Regions from separate parts of the Homo sapiens genome. Here region 1 is linked to region 2. A link is an interaction called in ENCODE POLR2A ChIA-PET data of the cell type or tissue named here. Cell type or tissue: Caco-2. All regions are shown on one strand.

Region 1 (8,000 bases), 890 kb before region 2:
GTTGGGAGTGGGAACAGAGGGAGTCATTTAACTTCCTGTGCTTCCTCAGTATGGTCTTCTGCAAAATGAGGACAACCCTTTAATTGCTCTCCCTTCCCCACTCCTACCCTTGGAGACCTTTAAACTTAGATAACTGGAAGGATCTGAGAGACCATAGTCTATAACTTTATTTTTGCAGATGATGAAGTCAAAGCCCTCATTGCTTCACTAAAGAGACCTTTCTCAAATGCACATCTGCAGTGAGTCATTCCTGCCTATAGCCATGTTAGCACTTTCCACTGCCTCCACGTTGAGTCGTAGCTCTCTTTAGAGGCTAAAGAATCCTCAGGTTGGTAGGAGCTTCCCCTGCTGGTCTCTCCAGACCATCTCTTGCCACCCACCCATCCTGCCCCACCCTTATTCTACCCCATGACTTTCCTAGAGAAGCTGCATCCCTCTCAGCTCCAGACTTCTGCTCCTGCATCTACCAGCATTTTTTTTCTTACTTGGAGACTAGCCTCTGAGTTCAAAGCTCCTCTCCTGTCTTCCTAGGCTGAGTGATGTCTCTCTTCTCTGCTCCTGCCTCGCGTTGCTCTTCTCTGTCATTGTACACTCAGTGATACAGCCACTGTCTGTGTCCCTCACTGGGCCAGAAGAGCCTCTTAGCTGGCATCTGAGCCTGATTCACCTCTTCCTCCCCACAACAAAGCTCACGGATCCCAGAGGGTCATTGGTCAGTAACCTTTTGTGAGAAGGTGAAGGAGTAAGGGGCAGCTTAGCAAGTGACAGAGTACGTGATTGTCTATGTGGGTGTTTGAGAGGATGGGTGAGTGGGTGTCTATGTGAGTTAGTAGGTAGGGTCTAGGTGGGTGAATGAATGATTAGGTGCCTAGATGAGTAAGTAGGTGGGTGCCTAGGTGGATGAGTGAGTGAGTGTCTAGGTAGATGGATGAGTGAGTCAGTGTCTAGGCAGGTGAGTAAGTGGATGTGTAGATGGGTGGATGACTGGGCGTCTAGGTAGATGGGTGAGAGGGTGTCTAGATGGGTGAGTAAGTGGTTGTGTAGATGGATGGAGTGAGTGGGTGGGTGTCTAGATGGGTGAGTGATCCTTGGTGGATGAGTACTTGGGTGCCTAGATGAGTAAGTGGGTGTCTAGGTGGGTGAGTCAGTGGGTGTCTAGATGGGTGGGTGAGTGGATGTTTTGGTGAGTGGATATTTAGGTGGGTGAATGAATAGGTATCTTGGTGGGTGGGTGGGTGAGTGGGTGTCTAGCTGGGTGGGTGAGTGGGTGTCTAGGTGATGAGTGAGTGGGTGTCTATGTGATGAGTGTGTGGGCGTCCAGGTGGGTGAGTGGATGTCAAGATGCGTGAGTGAGTAGGTGTTTAGGTGGGTGGGTGAGTGGGTGTCTAGAGGGACGAGTGAGTGGGTGTCTAGGTGGATGAGTGACTGGGTGTCTAGGTGGGTGAGTGAGTGGGTATCTAAGTGAATAAATGACTGGGTATCTAGGTGGGTGGGTGAGTGAGTGGGTATCTAAATGAATAAATGACTGGGTATCTAGGTGGGTGGGTGAGTGGATGGGTATCTTGGTGGGTGGGTAGGTGAGTGGGTGTCTAGGTGGGTGAATTGTTGGGTGTCTAGGTGGGTGAGTGGGTGTCTAGGTGGGTGGATGAGTGGGTGTCTATATGGGTGAGTGGGTGTCTAGGTGAATGAGTGAGTGTCTGGGTGGATGAGTGTGTGGGTGGTCTAGATGGGTGGGTGAGTGGATGTTTAAGTGGGTGGGTGAGTGAATGGGTGTCTTGCTGGGTGGGTGAGTGGGTGTCTAGGTGGGTGGATGAGTGGGTATCTAGATGGGTGAGTGGGTGTCTGGGTGAGTGAGTGGGTGTATACATGGGTGGGTGAGTGGATGTTTAGGTGGGTGGGTGAGTGAATGGGTGTCTTGCTGGGTGGGTGAGTGGGTGTCTAGGTGGGTGGATGAGTGGGTATCTAGATGGGTGAGTGGGTGTCTGGGTGAGTGAGTGGGTGTATACATGGGTGGGTGAGTGGATGTTTAGGTGGGTGGGTGAGTGAATACGTGTCTTGCCGGGTGGGTGAGTTAGTGTCTAGGTGGATGAGTGGGTGTCTAGGTGGAGGGTTGAGTGGGCGGATGGGTGGGTGCTAAAAGAGAGCCTAGTAGCCAAGTACCCAGGTGGGTGGATGACTGAGGTGGGTGGATAATATGTGAGTTTGTCTGTGAGTGGTGACAATGTTTGGTGGGGGTAGGAAGAGGTTGGGTAGGAGAGTAGGTGGTTGGAGCAGGTAAGTAGCTGAGTAGTGGGTGTGTGGGCACATGGGTAAGTGAGTGGGTGACTGAAGCATTAATGGAATGGAGCAGGAGCAGCATGATAAGCCCGAAGTCCTACAGAGCCCAGGCAGGCACCTCACGTTCCTGACAGGTGCTATCTACACACCTGGTGCTGTCCCCGCCCCCCCTCTGAGTCCCTGCTTCTGTCACTCCACACTCGTATTGCCCCTTCATTTGCTAAAATGTATGCAACATGGTCACTTGGAAGTAGAAGGCACTAAGAGAGAAATCAAAACCAAGTCGGCCCATCAGCCCTGTACAGATGGAAGGCTGGCATAGATGAAGCAGCTTCTGTCAGACCCTCTAGCACAGGCCCTGGGCAAGGAAGGGGCCCTGGGGCTGGAGCAGCTATCTCTTCTCTGGCAGGTGACCTCACACTCAGCCGTGCCACCAGGGGAGAGGTAGTCATAGCAGGGACATGCACATAGCCAGGTCCAATGGTGTGAGAGTGGACGCGGATCTTCTGAGATCAGAGGCAGCATCCAGTCCATCTGTGAGTCCTCAGGACCCAGCTCAGAGCTGGAAGAGGTGGGGCTCAGAGATGGCATAATGAGGGGCTGAAGGAAGGTGTCCACCAGACTCTGAAACTCCACTGGAGGAAGTGGCAACTCTCCTAAGGTAATGTTCTCCCATGCATGCTGAAAACCCTGCAGGGACACAGCATGGTATTAACTATGGTTATGGAAAATAGATTATAACCAAAAAGCTGGGGGCATTAAAAAGAACGATAACAAGTCAGGTGGTGTTTGGAATCTCAGCTCCTCATAAAACTGAATTCACAAGCAGCATCAGTGGGCGAGAATGGCTATTTCCCCAAGGTGGAACCTTAAGAAAAACACATTTTGAAAGTTAATGAGGGGGGAAGAGGCAAAAAGGAACACAGTTTGCTTTAAAAACCTATGGAGAGAAAAATTCTCAACAGATTCCCACGCAGTATTTGTGATCCTGGTTGTCTGACATTTGTGTGGCAAGGACAGACCACTGACTGCTTAGACATGGCCTACGTCTACAAAATCACATTTATGGGTGGTTACAAATTCCATTTCTTTTATTAACTGCTTGAAATGTTATTTACTTGATTGAATTACAGTTCTGGCCATTAACACTTTGGAATAACAACCCAGTTAATTAACATGGGAGAGCAGTGACAATGCCACCACCATCCTTAAGAGGGCCACATCAGCACAGAGAGCTCCTGGTGCTGGGCGCTCCACAGCGAACTCTGAGATGGAGCAGGCGCAAGCCTTGTTTGAGTGGGCTGAACAGCGTGACTCCTTGGGGCTCCTCATTCATCCACCTCCTCCAGAAGGGATGATGAGGCTTCCTTCAGGGCTGCTCAATGCCCTTGTATTTGACTCCAGGAATGAAGGAGGGGCACTCAGTGTTTCTGGAGTGCCTGATGTGCACCAGGGGCTTAGGTACATTATCTGATATTACCTTGTTATTAGAGGGTGAGTCACATGTTTCTAGTCCATACTTGCAATAGAGCAAACTAAAGTTAGTGTGATCAATGGAGTTGCTCATGTTTATACCGTGTGAGGGGCAGAATGAGGTCGGACTCACACGACTGTAGTGGTGACGGCTGTCAGCTGCTACAGTGGTCATCAGCTGTAATTTAAGAAGCTTTCTGGAGCATCAAAATGGGAAACTAAGAAAGCTAAGATGAGGGAGGCGTGTTTTCCATTTTCACAAAGTGGCTGTGCCTCTCTCCATCCCTGTGGCTTCTGCCCACAGCCAAATCTTCATGGGATCTGCAGGCGTGTTGAAACTCCTCACAAGTACACCTCCCCCAGGGAGCAGCACCAAGCCACAGGCCTGCCTGAACTGTGCCTCTGCTGATGAACAGCCTCTGCTGCAGTCACTCTAGAATTTTTTTTTTTTTTGCCTTTTATAAGAAACACACACAGTGTAATAACCATCTGGCCCCTTTATTTCTCAGTGGAGCTGCGTGTGTTCAGTGCTGACCTTGCTGGCCCTGCATTTGGCTGGAAGCAATCCTCTTATTAAATCAGAAACCAGAGGGGACCCCTGCCCCTTACCCCTGACCCCAAGACAAGCCTGAGGCTGGCCTCATCCTGACTTCACCAGATTGTCTGGCATTTAAATGCCAACATCTCTCCTAAGAGCCGTGATGCAGGCAGGAGGCTGTGCACAACTTTTTATACTTCATTTCTCATTTATAGGAAGAAAAGAAAAGGGAAAATGTCAGAGAAAATTCAGTGCTGACACCCAGGGCAGATAGCTTGTTGGACTAAGAGGACAAATGTCTATTGGATGAGGCTGCAGGACTCCCCAGAAAGATTGGGGGCCCTCCCACGTGAACCCATGACCTCTGATTGTTGCCTGCAGTCTACTATCAGTGTAACTGCCTTTCCAGAGCACCTACTATGTGCGAGGGACTGTGCTTGGCCATTGGCATGCCCTCTCTCACTCCTCAACCTTCACACCTATCCTGAGAAGCAGGTCGTGCAGCAAGTGTGAGAAAGTCCAGCTTGGCAAGGCGCAGAGAAGGCCTGCTGCCTCCAGGCCTGTGGCCTTGACCATCCAGATCCTGGTGATCAGCCTGCAGCTTCAAAATCTGTGAATGGGGCATTCACTGTGGGCACCAAATACAAATAGGGGCTATGACCAGTGCTTTCTCTGCCATAGACCATACAGTGCAAAACAGTGATGAGAAACTGCTTGGCCAGATGGGATTTGAATGGGCAAGTTCAGTAAAGAAACCGCACGTTATCTGTGGTGCCCAGCCAAGATGCCTAGGGTCTCTTACTGTATTTGGAATATTGGGATTTCCCCTGGACCGCCCTGGCATGCAGATCTGCTGCATTTGTTTGCTTGCCCAACTCTGCTTTTGTGGCTCCTTGACATTCACAGCCCTCTGCTGACTGACCCTGACTTTCTGTAGATAATTTATTTTTACCTAGTGTTTTCCACAGCATGGGTTCCCATGAAGGCAGGGACCTGAAACAGAGGCTTGCATGCAAGTAGATTATTTGGGATGTGATCATTGAGATCAAGAATGGGGACTACAGGTGTAGGAGGAGAGCTTGCGGATGAGGGGAAAGGCAAGACAAGGATGAGTATGGGATTTGCCATCACTAGGGCAGAACATTTCTGAGGAGCCTTAGGAGCTCTTTCTCAGCCCCTAACCCCGCTTGGTGAAAGGTAGCCCAAGGCGTTCACTCTCTGGCATCTCTGGGTTGTGCAAGGACTGAGGCTGAGGAGCACAGATGCTGCAGGCCATGGCATCAGCTCATCCCATGGCAGGAAGCAAGAGTCAGGTAGCATCTGTCTGAAGTTGCCACAAGGCTGCTCAGCCCCGGTCACTGAAGTAGTGGCTGGAGTGAGAAGGGCTGAGAGGATTTGGGTGGTGCACCCATGATGTGCTACACACTTGCCATTGCACCTTTCACTTTTAAGTCAAGACGTTGACTCAGGATTTAACCAATATTCTACCCTAAGCAGTTATTCTTTAGATTTTGCTTGCCTCAAGGATGTTCCATTTCTTTTTGTTTTGTTTTGTTTTATTTGTTTGTTTGTTTGTTTTTTGAGATGGAGTCTTAGTCTGTCACCCAGGCTGCAGTGCAGTGGCATGATCTTGGCTCACTGCAACTTCTGCCTCCCGGATTCAAGCAGTTCTCCTGCTTCAGCCTCCTGAGTATCTGGGATTACAGGCATGTGCCACCATGACCAGCTAATTTTTTTTTATTTTTGTTTTTAGTGGAGATGGGGTTTCACTGTGTTAGCCAGGATGGTCTTGACCTGCTGACCTCGTGATCCTCCCGCCTCAGCCTCCCAAAGTGCTGGGATTACAGGTGTGAGCCACTGTGCGTGGCCCGGATGTTCCATTTCTTACAGTCAACTTTGCCTATCTCTGTTCTTATGCACACAGACATAGTAGTTGATTCCTTCTGGGCCAATCAGAGTCCCCAATTCAGAGATGCCCTGTTGCAGACAGATAAATACAATGAGACTCAAACATTAAGGAACTTGCCTCAATTCACTGAGCGTATAGCTGCTGGGAGAGGTCTTAAACCCAGGCTTTGTCCTTTTTTCTACTGCATCACCCTACCTCTTATCCTATTAGACTTTAGGAATTTAATGTTTTTCATTAAGATTGCCTCAAGTAACTCTCTTTGTTTGTCTTGATCTGTGCAAAATTTCTTTCTCATTAGTCTTAATAAGACTTTGATGCCTCTTTGTTGTCTACAGAAGAGACTGCAAATACCTTACAATGGCTTTCAAGGTTCTCTAAGAGGTCTTTCCCAGCCCACCTTTACTTCCTAATAAGCACTTTATTAAGCAATATCAGATTATTGTCTATTCCCAGAATTTTTCAAAGCCATCCTAGTTCGCTGCCCTTGCTATTTCCAGTACTTGGCATTCCCTCTACTTCTCTATGCCTGAAAATGATGGAAATGGCTTTGGAATTGGGCAGTGAGTGGAGGCTGGAAGAATTTTGGAAAGCATGCTAGAAAACTCCTAGGTGCCTTTGAACAGACTATTAAATAGGGACACTGTTGAGGAAAATAAGGAGAATTTTAGAAAAATCTTAGAAATCACCTTAGAAAAAGCCTAAATTGCAGTAAACAGACTGTTAGTAGACATCTGTACTTGAAGGATACTACTAGCCAGGGCTCAGAGGGAAGTGAGTGACTTGGTATTGGAAACCAGAAGAAATGGGATCCTTATAATACAGTGGCAGGAAGCTTAGCAAAATTGTATCTTGTACGTTCACAGAGAGACTTGAAGAGTGAGGAAGACTAAGAGGCTGCTGCCATTTGAAGATGAAGTGTACAATACAACAGGGAATCAAGTGAACAGAAAGTGTTGATGGGGATCCCAGCAGATAGCCAACAAAAGGGAACCTCACTTCTACAGCAGCAAGGAACTGCATTCTGCCAAAAACCTAATGAACTTGGAAGCAGATTATTTTCTGGAGTCTGTAGGTAAGTGCCTGTCTTGCGGACACCTTGATTTCAGCCCTGGGATACTCTAAGCAGAGGCGCCAGGTGAGCCCACCTGGATTTGGGACCTACAAACTATGAGATAATAGATGTGTGCTGTTTTAAGCCACTGATTTTGTGGTAATTCGTGACAGCGGTGGTAGGAAACGACCACATTGAGATTCATAGTACTTCTTACATCTGTTGTCATGTTTTTCATTTGTTTTAGAAAATTCTCATCCACTCCTAATACATTTTGTCTGATACATTATTTCTGCCCTCTCCTCCTGGATATTGAATTAGATGAATGTTAGATATTTTCATCATTGTCCTTAGGTTGCTTATGTTTTGACATGTTTCATGTGTATCGTTCATCTTTCTTTCTCACTAGTGTTCAGAGAGACAGGTAAGTAGAGCTTATTCCATTTGATGTCTCCCAATCTCCTAATCCTCTCTTCAGTGTCGCCCAATCTGTTATTAAGCTCACCTGCTGTGTTCCTAATTTCATTTTTGTTACCTTCAGTTTTAAAAATTCAATTTGATTCTTTTCGATATTAATACATTCCAGTCCTCTGGTGGATTTCTCCATCATGCCATTTATTTTCTTGACCATATTAATAATAAATATTTACTAGTATATTTTTCATTGCTATATTTCCATTGTTGGATTTTTCTCTTGATTTGGTTGTTTATGCTTCATAACATTAAATTAAAAGCCACTCATGGCTGGGCAC
Region 2 (8,000 bases):
TCCTTGCTGATACGGAATCCTTTTCACCAAAATGCAGTTTTACCCCCTTTTTTCCTTTCTTCTTCATGCAGAGAAATTTTCACCCCTGTCACTATGACCCATGGTGGGCAAAAGCAAGAGGAGGTCAGGTGACGAAATGGCCTTCATCTTCTCTGGGTGGGAAAGACACACGTGTGTGCCATGGGTTCAAGCCTCTTTCTTTCTTTCTTTCTTTTCTTTTTTTTTTTTTTTAGATGGAGTTTCGCTCTTGTTGCCCAGGCTGGAGTGCAATGGCGCGATCTCGGCTCACCACGACCTCCACCTCCCGGTGTCAAGCGATTCTCCTGCCTCAGCCTCCCGAGTAGCTGGGATTACAGACGTGCACGACCACACCCGGCTAATTTTGTATTTTTGGTAGAGATGGGGTTTCTCCATGTTGGTCAGGCTGGTTTCAAACTCCCGACTTCAGGTGATCCACCTACCTCGGCCTCTCAAAGTGCTGGGATTACAGATGTGAGCCACCACACCCAGCCTCAAGCCACTTTCTGCAGTAAAACCACTTGTGTTATCAACTGTGTTGTAACAAACTACCCAGAAATTAGCAGCTGAAAAAAATTCAAGTTCATTACCCCCCGGTTTCCACAAGTCAGGAACCTGAACTTGGCTCTGCTGGGAGCCCCTCACCAGGTCGGTCAGGAGGATGCAGTCAAGTTGTCAGCGGACTGCAGCCTCATCCGGAGGACCAGCTAAGGATCAGCCTCCAAGTGCTCCCCTGTGGCTTTGAGAGGCCTGATCCCTTGCTGTGTGGACTTCTCTGCAAGGTTCCTTTACAGCGTGGCAGCCAGCTTTCCCCCAGGATGAGTGACCTGACAGAGTGAGAGAAAGCACCCAGGACAGAAGCCACAACCTTCTCATAGTTGAATCTTGGAAGTGATGCCCCATTCCTCTGCCAGATTTTGTCCATCAGAAGTGAGTCAATGAGTCCAGCCCACAGTCAAGGGGAGGGGATCACACAAGGTATGAATAGAGCAGGGCAGCCTTGAGCCGGCCAGATCGTTCCCAAAACTGTCAGCCATAGCCTATCCCATTCCACGGGCTCTTCTAGAATCCCTGCCACTCAGCCATCAAGAGGTGGAGCCAGTGTCCCCACTCCTCGCACCTGAGGGAGCCACTGTGACTTTTCCACTCAATATCCCATGTGGAAGTGATGTGCTGCGCCCTCTAAGGCTTCCTGGTTTTCTGGAGATGCCCGCTCTTGGAACCGGCCTCCCTGCCTTAAAGAAGCCTATGAAGAGACCTGCGCTCACATGAGCTCCCAGGTGATGCCTGCAGCAGCCTGCCAAGCGAGTGTGTCCTTTTGGAAGAGACCCTCTGGCCCCGTCAGGGGGCTCGCAGTGACACCATGAGGGGCAGTCTCTGCCTAGCCAAGCCCAAATTGAAGATTCATGAGAAAAACAAATTCTTGTCATTTTAAACTTGTTACCCCATAATAATGTGGTTCCCACATGCTGTTCTCCCACTGTGAACCCCAGTCCACCAACCCACAGGCCAGGGGGGCAGGAAGGAGTGGCCATGTGGCATCCTACAGATGTGGCCCACAGGTGCTGCTGTGTCTCCAGCAAAGGCAAGGGAGCCCACTGGTGCAGGGGTAAGGTGTCTTCAAGGGTCTGGGGCCCTGGGAGTGTGGGCACTGGGCAGGGCAGTCACCAGGCTATAGCCTGGAGCCCAGCCCAGGGCCATGGGTGGGGGCAGTGTGGGGGTCTCATAACAGCTGCCCTGAGAGCATGTGCCCAGCTGGAGAGGGCAGGGCCTGGCACAGAATGCACACTTGATTTTGGCTGCAGACAACCCTCCCGGGCTCACCTGCAGGTGGAGAGGCGCCAGAGCCCCCACGCCGAGGGAGCTGCTCGGGGCCAACCCCATGGAGAGCGGCCATGTTCAAGTGGGGCCTGAGCCACATGGGACTCCAGCTCCCTGGCCGGGCCTGGAAGGAGCAAGAGGAGAAGGGCTCCTAGAGTGGTATTCCAGTTGGCGCCAGCCTGGCCCAGACACAGAGGATGGAGAGCATGGAGGCATAGAGGTACTGCAGGTCCCAGTCCTCTTCCTCCAAGCCTTCACTGCCCATTTCCCCATGGATGGGCGGAAAAACCAAGGTCAAGTTTCAGGAAGCCCCTCTCACAAAAGAACCTCTCACGCACTGCCCCCACGCAGCTGTCCATTGTTTCCATGAGAAAAACAAATTCTTGTCATTTTAAACTTGTTATCTGATAATGAGGCAGCTCCCCTCCAGCAGTGAATGCCAGTCCACCAACCCCCAGGCAAGGACGGGCAGGAAGGAGTGGAGATGCTGCTGTGTCTGCAGTGATGGCAAGACAGCCCGCTGGTGCAGGGGTGAGACGTCATCCCAGCCTCTCTCACTACCCATCTGCACAATGCGCACGCTCTGCAGAGACTTCGTGGAGGGAAACAGCCAATCTTACAAGGAAAATTGCAGCACGTGGTAAAGTCCAGGAAAGCTGCTACTCCCCTCACGCTCCAAGCCCTTGCAAAGGGGGCTCAGCAGGATAGGTGGGTGGCCAGCCGAAGAGGAGGAAATCCCTCACAGTGAGAAGGCAGGCACAGGCCCAGTGGTAGGGGCATCAGGCCACCAACCTGGGTTCAAGGCTCCTGGGGGTCCAAAGAAATTGAGCAACCCTTTCTAAGATCATATCCCAAGAACCAGATGTCCAGTGACATATTCATAGTTCACCACTGTGTCACTAGTATCTTACACACACACCTTATCTTTGTTAATGCGTAGGTATCATCATACCCGAAATTTAAGTTAAAATAGAGCTTTAAAAAAATGTTACTTTTAGTGTTTCAGTATGATATCCCAAATAAATCTCCTTTAAAAGGATGTTCTGGGCTGGGCGCAGTGGTTCACACCTGTAATTTCAGCACTTTGGGAGGCCGAGGCGGGCAGATCACTTGAGGTCAGGAGTCCAAAACCAGCCTGGCCAACATGGTGAAACCTTGTCTCTACTAAAAATACAAAAATTAGCTGGGCGTGGTTCTACACGCCTGTAATCCCAGCTATTCAGGAGGCTGAGGCAGGAGAATCACTTGAACCCAGGAGGTGGAGGCTGCAGTGAGCTGAGATCGTGCCACTGCACTCTAGCCCGGGTGACCCGAGTGAGACTCCATCTAAAAAAAAAACAAAGACTTTTCCATGACACTTTGGTCTCCAAATTAAGTAGCATCATTTTTGGTGCCCTTTCCTTGGTACCACACGCCCTGGGGCCTAAGTCTCCCACCCCCTTCCTGAGTCCCCTGTGGAGCAAGTTTCATCTGACAACATTCTGGAAAGCCCCACCCCAGTCGCTTGGGGTGGAGACTGACTGGAGCCCAAGCCACCAACTCCGCACCGCTCCTGCCTTCCCCGGAGCTGAGTCTGGAAAGGATGCAGACATGCTTGGAATCTCAAAAATGTGCCCCTTCTCAGGCCTCTGCCTGCACCGCAGCTCACTCAGCCTCCTGGGAGTCAGAGAGTGGAGCTGGGGCTCCAGGGTGGTCTGGGAAGGAAAACCCACCCCCCACCCTCCCAAGACAGGGTGGAACTCCTGCCCCACCCCCAACCTAGCACATAGATTTCCTCTGCGCACCCCCAGAGCTGCCTGCAGGCCTCAGTGGGGCAGCTCCAAGGAGGAACACTGGCTCTAATCATCGCTGGTAATGCAGCCCTGGGGGACACCATCCCAACGCCATGATCTTCAGGAAGGCCCAGCCCTCAGGGGCCACAGCAGACAGAATATGGCAGACAGAGGACCGTAGACAGGGAACAGGAGACAGGGAAAGCAGACAGGGGATGGCAGGCAAGAGACAGCAGACGAGGACTGCACGCAGGGAACAGGGGATAGCAGGCAGGGGACAGGGGGCAGTGGACAGGGGACAGCAGACAGAACAGTAGACAGGGGACCGCAGACAGGAGACAGTAGTCAGAGGACGGTAGATGGGACAGCAGACAGGGGACAGTAGATGGAGACGGCAGATGGGGACAGTAGATGGGATGGTAGACAGGACGACAGACAGGGGACAGCAGGCAGGACAAAAGCATCTTTCCAGCAGCTCCTGCCTGGACTGAGCCCTCCCACACTCTGCACAGGGCCTAGAGGAGCTGGGAGGTTAAACACGTGCGGTGAGCCTGCCTAAGAATCTCATCTCAGTGGCTCAAGTGCAAAACAATTTTATTTTTCCTCCAATCACTGCCTTCAGCCATATGTGTTAAATCTCTCTTTAGACACATCCAAGTATAAAAATCCAGTCCAGAAGAAAAGGTGTCCGTGCACTGGAGTCTAGTTAAATGTGCATTTCCCCTCCACGCTCCTGTCTCAGGGCAGAGCAGAGGCTTAGGGCTGCAGTGCCAGGGACTGCACTAGGGGTGGCCTCTTCCCCTGAGGATACACCCGACAAGGTTCCAAGCCTGCCAGATCCCAGCCCTCCTGGGTGCATCCACAGCACAGCACCAGGTCAGCCACGCTCGGTGGTGCACTCTGCACTCACAGGAAGCTCCAGCCTCCTGGACACACCAGATGGACAGAGGTGTCTGGCTCTGCCCTGGCCCCGCTTTAATCCTCTCCCTGCTCAAGGAAGCTGGGGACAGAGCAGCACATCAGTCTGGGCCACCACGCGATGGAAGGCCCGTGCCCCCTACCTGCATGACCCTCCAGTTTCCACCGAGGACCCTCCTCACCTCCCAGGGTACCCTCAATTCTCTTTTCAGCTTGTCTCTCAGGATGAAGGCAACCACTGCTGTCCCCACCACCCTTGCTGAAGTGCTTCCATAAAGCACATGCACCCAGGGAGCTATCTGGTCAGCTCTGCCTGCTCTAAGGTAGTACCACAGCCTGGGAGGCTTAGCAGCAGATGCGTGTTTCTCACAGTTCCGGAGGCTGAAGTCCAAGATCAAGGTGCTGGCAGATGTGGTGCCTGGTGAAGGCCTGCTTCCTGGTTTGCTGGTGGCCACCTTCTCACTGTATCCTCACATGGTGGAGAGAGATCGTCTCCCGTGTCTCTTCTTAGAAGAGCGCTAATCCCATCATCAGGTCAGGACCCAGCCTCATGACCTCCCCTAAGCCTAATCACCTCCCAAAGGCTCCACTTCCTCCTAAGATCTTCACATTGGGAGTTAGGGCTTCAATGTATGAATTTGGGGGGCACAAGCATTCAGTCCATAACAGTACAGATACCCATGATACTGTGAAAATTACGATGGGCATTGTATGAATGACACGGTGTCACACTTGTATCACCTCCTGCAAAACCAGCTGGGCTCTGCCCAGCGGCCTCCAGCCATTGGGGCAGGAGACTGGGAAGGACAGAGCAGACCTGCAATGGCGGAGCAGCCTCTGTAGGGCCGAGCTCTGCCTGGGGCTTTCTGCAGTCTCTCTCCTGTAGACCTCAATAACCCCATCATCTCCATTTCACAATGAAGAAACTGACCCTGAGAGAAGGTGTGTGATTTGCCCAAGGTCACTCAGCCAGCACAGAATGAAGCAGACAGCCTGACCCACATCTGAGTCTACACCAGCGATGTTCCAAAGGCGGCCTGGGGGACCCCCCAGCGTCTCAGGATCTTTCCAGGGATCAGAAAGACCGGACTTACTTTCACAGTAACACGGAGCCCTGATTTGCCTTTCTCATGCATTTTCTCACAGAGGTATCCAGGGGGCTTTCAGAGGCTCTTGATGCATAACGCAGCCTCACCCTGATGGCTGACAAAACGTGTGCTTCTGTCTTCCCGTGTTTTGCAAATTTATCAGTTTTAAACTCTAATGTAGTGAACACAGTTGTAACCACGGAGTGCTGGAAGATGTTAAACCACCAGCTCTCCAAGCCATAGGGCCCCACTATGCAGTATTTGCCACTTTCCGTGGTGTAAATATTTTCACCATGATCGATGTTAAGCCACCAAAATAACATCACTGGGTGCAGAGGTGGAAAGAAAGTGCACAGTCAGTTCTTGCCAGCTGGTGAGACAGCTGAGGCACATCACTGAAAAGACGCACACAAAACAGGAGCTCTTTAGGGTCCTCCCTATTTTTAAGGGTGTAAAGGGGTGCTGGCATCAAAAAGTTTGAGAACACTACTACATCACCCCTGACTGAACAAGGTGCAAAGAACTGCAGGAGGTGCCATCAGGACTTGGGAGGCAGGGGATCTGGTCTCCACCTTCTGGAAGCACCAGCCTAACTGGGGAGCCCCTGATGGGACTCAAGCAAGTGAAGGGAGAAGATGTCTGGCCAGGGTTGGAGAGAGGACGAGCCTGTGGCCTGGAGAGGCCCCGGGGGCACGGGCCATCAGCTGGGCGCTGGTGCCATGGGGAAGCCTGGGCTCTGTTGTCAGGATGCCCTGCTTTCTGGTGAAATCGGCTGTGATCTCCCCATTGGCATCAGTGCCCTGGACACTCAGGGTCCCACGGCCGCCAGGCATGCTGAGCAGGGACACAGGTGGAGCAGCAAGAAGCCTGGTGGTTTGCAGACTGACAGGGCAAGGGCCCCTCCAGAAGGGAGTGGACTGAGTCAAACAGGTTAGACTTGACGTGGTCCACTGACCCCAAAACCGACGGCCAATCCACTTCGTGTTGCTGTAAAGGAATACCTGAAGCTGGACAATTTATACAGAAAGGGGGTTTAATTGGCTCTGGGAGCATCTGCTCCGCTTCTGGGGAGGCCTCAAGGAGCTTTCACACATGACAGAAGGGGAAAGGGGAGCAGGCATGTCCCATGGTGAGAGGGGAGCAAGAGAGAGGAGAGGGAGGTCCAGACGCTTTTTAACAATCAGATCTCATGGTAACTCATTACCACAAGGAGGGCACTAAGCCAGTCATGAGGGCCCCACCCCACTGACCCAAACACCTCCCACCAGGCAACGTGAGGCTTGGAGAGAACACACATCAAGCCATATCCCTGCCCTTTAGCAGCAGTCTAGCTGAGGCCCGAGGTGCAGCGGCTGCCCGACCCAGCTGCGGCCACCAAGCTTTTTCCAAGCATCTACTCCAGTCAGCTGTGGTCCAGGGGCTGGGAGCCCCACGAAGAAGGCTAGCAGAAGCCAGGCTATGAGAGGGCAGCCAGGATGCCCTCATGCCCAGGAGAAGGAAAGGCAAGCCCTGGGTGCAGGAAGAGGCAATGGCAGAGGTGTGAAACAGCCTCAGGGCTGAGAGGCAGGACCTCTGAGACTGCCCAGAGCACAATGAGGCGAGAAAGGCGCGAGAAAACCACGGCTGGCACGCCCTGCCAAGTGTCAATTCACCCAGCCAGAGACTCAATGCTGCTGGAGTGGTCCGTCCCAGAGGGCCCCACAGCCTGGTCCTCATTGGTCTCCCGTGCTCTGGTTGGTGGCGGTGGGGTTTGGGGTCCACTCTGAAAGCCTATCCCGCCCTTACTTCTGGTTACTCTTGGTAGACTTGACCTAGCCTGCTCCATATTCCTCCCCATTCCCCAGGGCTTCTGAGCAGTCTCTCCTTGGAGGAAGCAGGCTGGGAGGAGGTAAGTGTGAGGCTGCTGGCATTACCTTCCCCCGCATAGGCAGGAGCTGTCAGAAGGAAGCTAAATGCCAATAAACCTTTTGCCCAAGAGGATGATGATGGTTTGGCTTCAGTGACTAGTTATTAAAAGTTATTATTTTTTTTTGAGACACAGTTTCTCTCTTGTTGTCCAGGCTGGAGTGCAATGGCGCGATCTCCGCTCACCACAACCTCCGCCTCCCGGGTTCAAGCAATTCTCCTGCCTCAGCCTCCCGAGTAGCTGGGATTACAGGCATGCGCCACCACGCCCGGCTAATTTTGTATTTTTAGTAGAGATGGGGTTTCGCCATGTTGGCCAGTCTGGTCTCAAACTCCAGACCTCAGGTGATCCACCCGCCTTGGCTTCCCAAAGTGCTGGGATTACAGGCATGAGCCACCGCTCCCGGTCAAAAAGTTACATTTTCATTTGCAGAAGCATAGACAGCAATGGGGAAAGGAGAAAGGGATCATTAAACTA

The links. Peaks named below come from ENCODE experiments on the same cell type or tissue, not always from the same donor. Only the 100,000 strongest peaks of a DNase experiment are listed, where the experiment ranks them.
Region 1: POLR2A ChIA-PET joins it to region 2 with 8 read pairs; 1 of 35 experiments calls an interaction of 5 or more read pairs at or near these places.

Annotation. Positions count from the first base shown.
Region 1 is chr2:129,249,135-129,257,134 of GRCh38, reverse strand. It overlaps LINC01854 (long intergenic non-protein coding RNA 1854), which reads left to right. Exons shown (of 4, transcript NR_122042.1): 2 at 7,061-7,269. All of the region lies in intron 2 of LOC105373612 (a long non-coding RNA gene), which reads right to left. Among named protein-coding and RNA genes, the nearest start is that of LINC01854, 21 kb to the left of the region's middle. In Caco-2, a CTCF peak has its summit at 3,518; a DNase peak (open chromatin) is centred at 3,531.
Region 2 is chr2:128,358,470-128,366,469 of GRCh38, reverse strand. No RefSeq gene overlaps it. Among named protein-coding and RNA genes, the nearest start is that of HS6ST1, 44 kb to the right of the region's middle. RefSeq lists enhancers at 3,418-3,956, 3,957-4,495, 4,496-5,035. In Caco-2, no CTCF peak of the experiment used is centred here; DNase peaks (open chromatin) are centred at 2,309 and 3,399.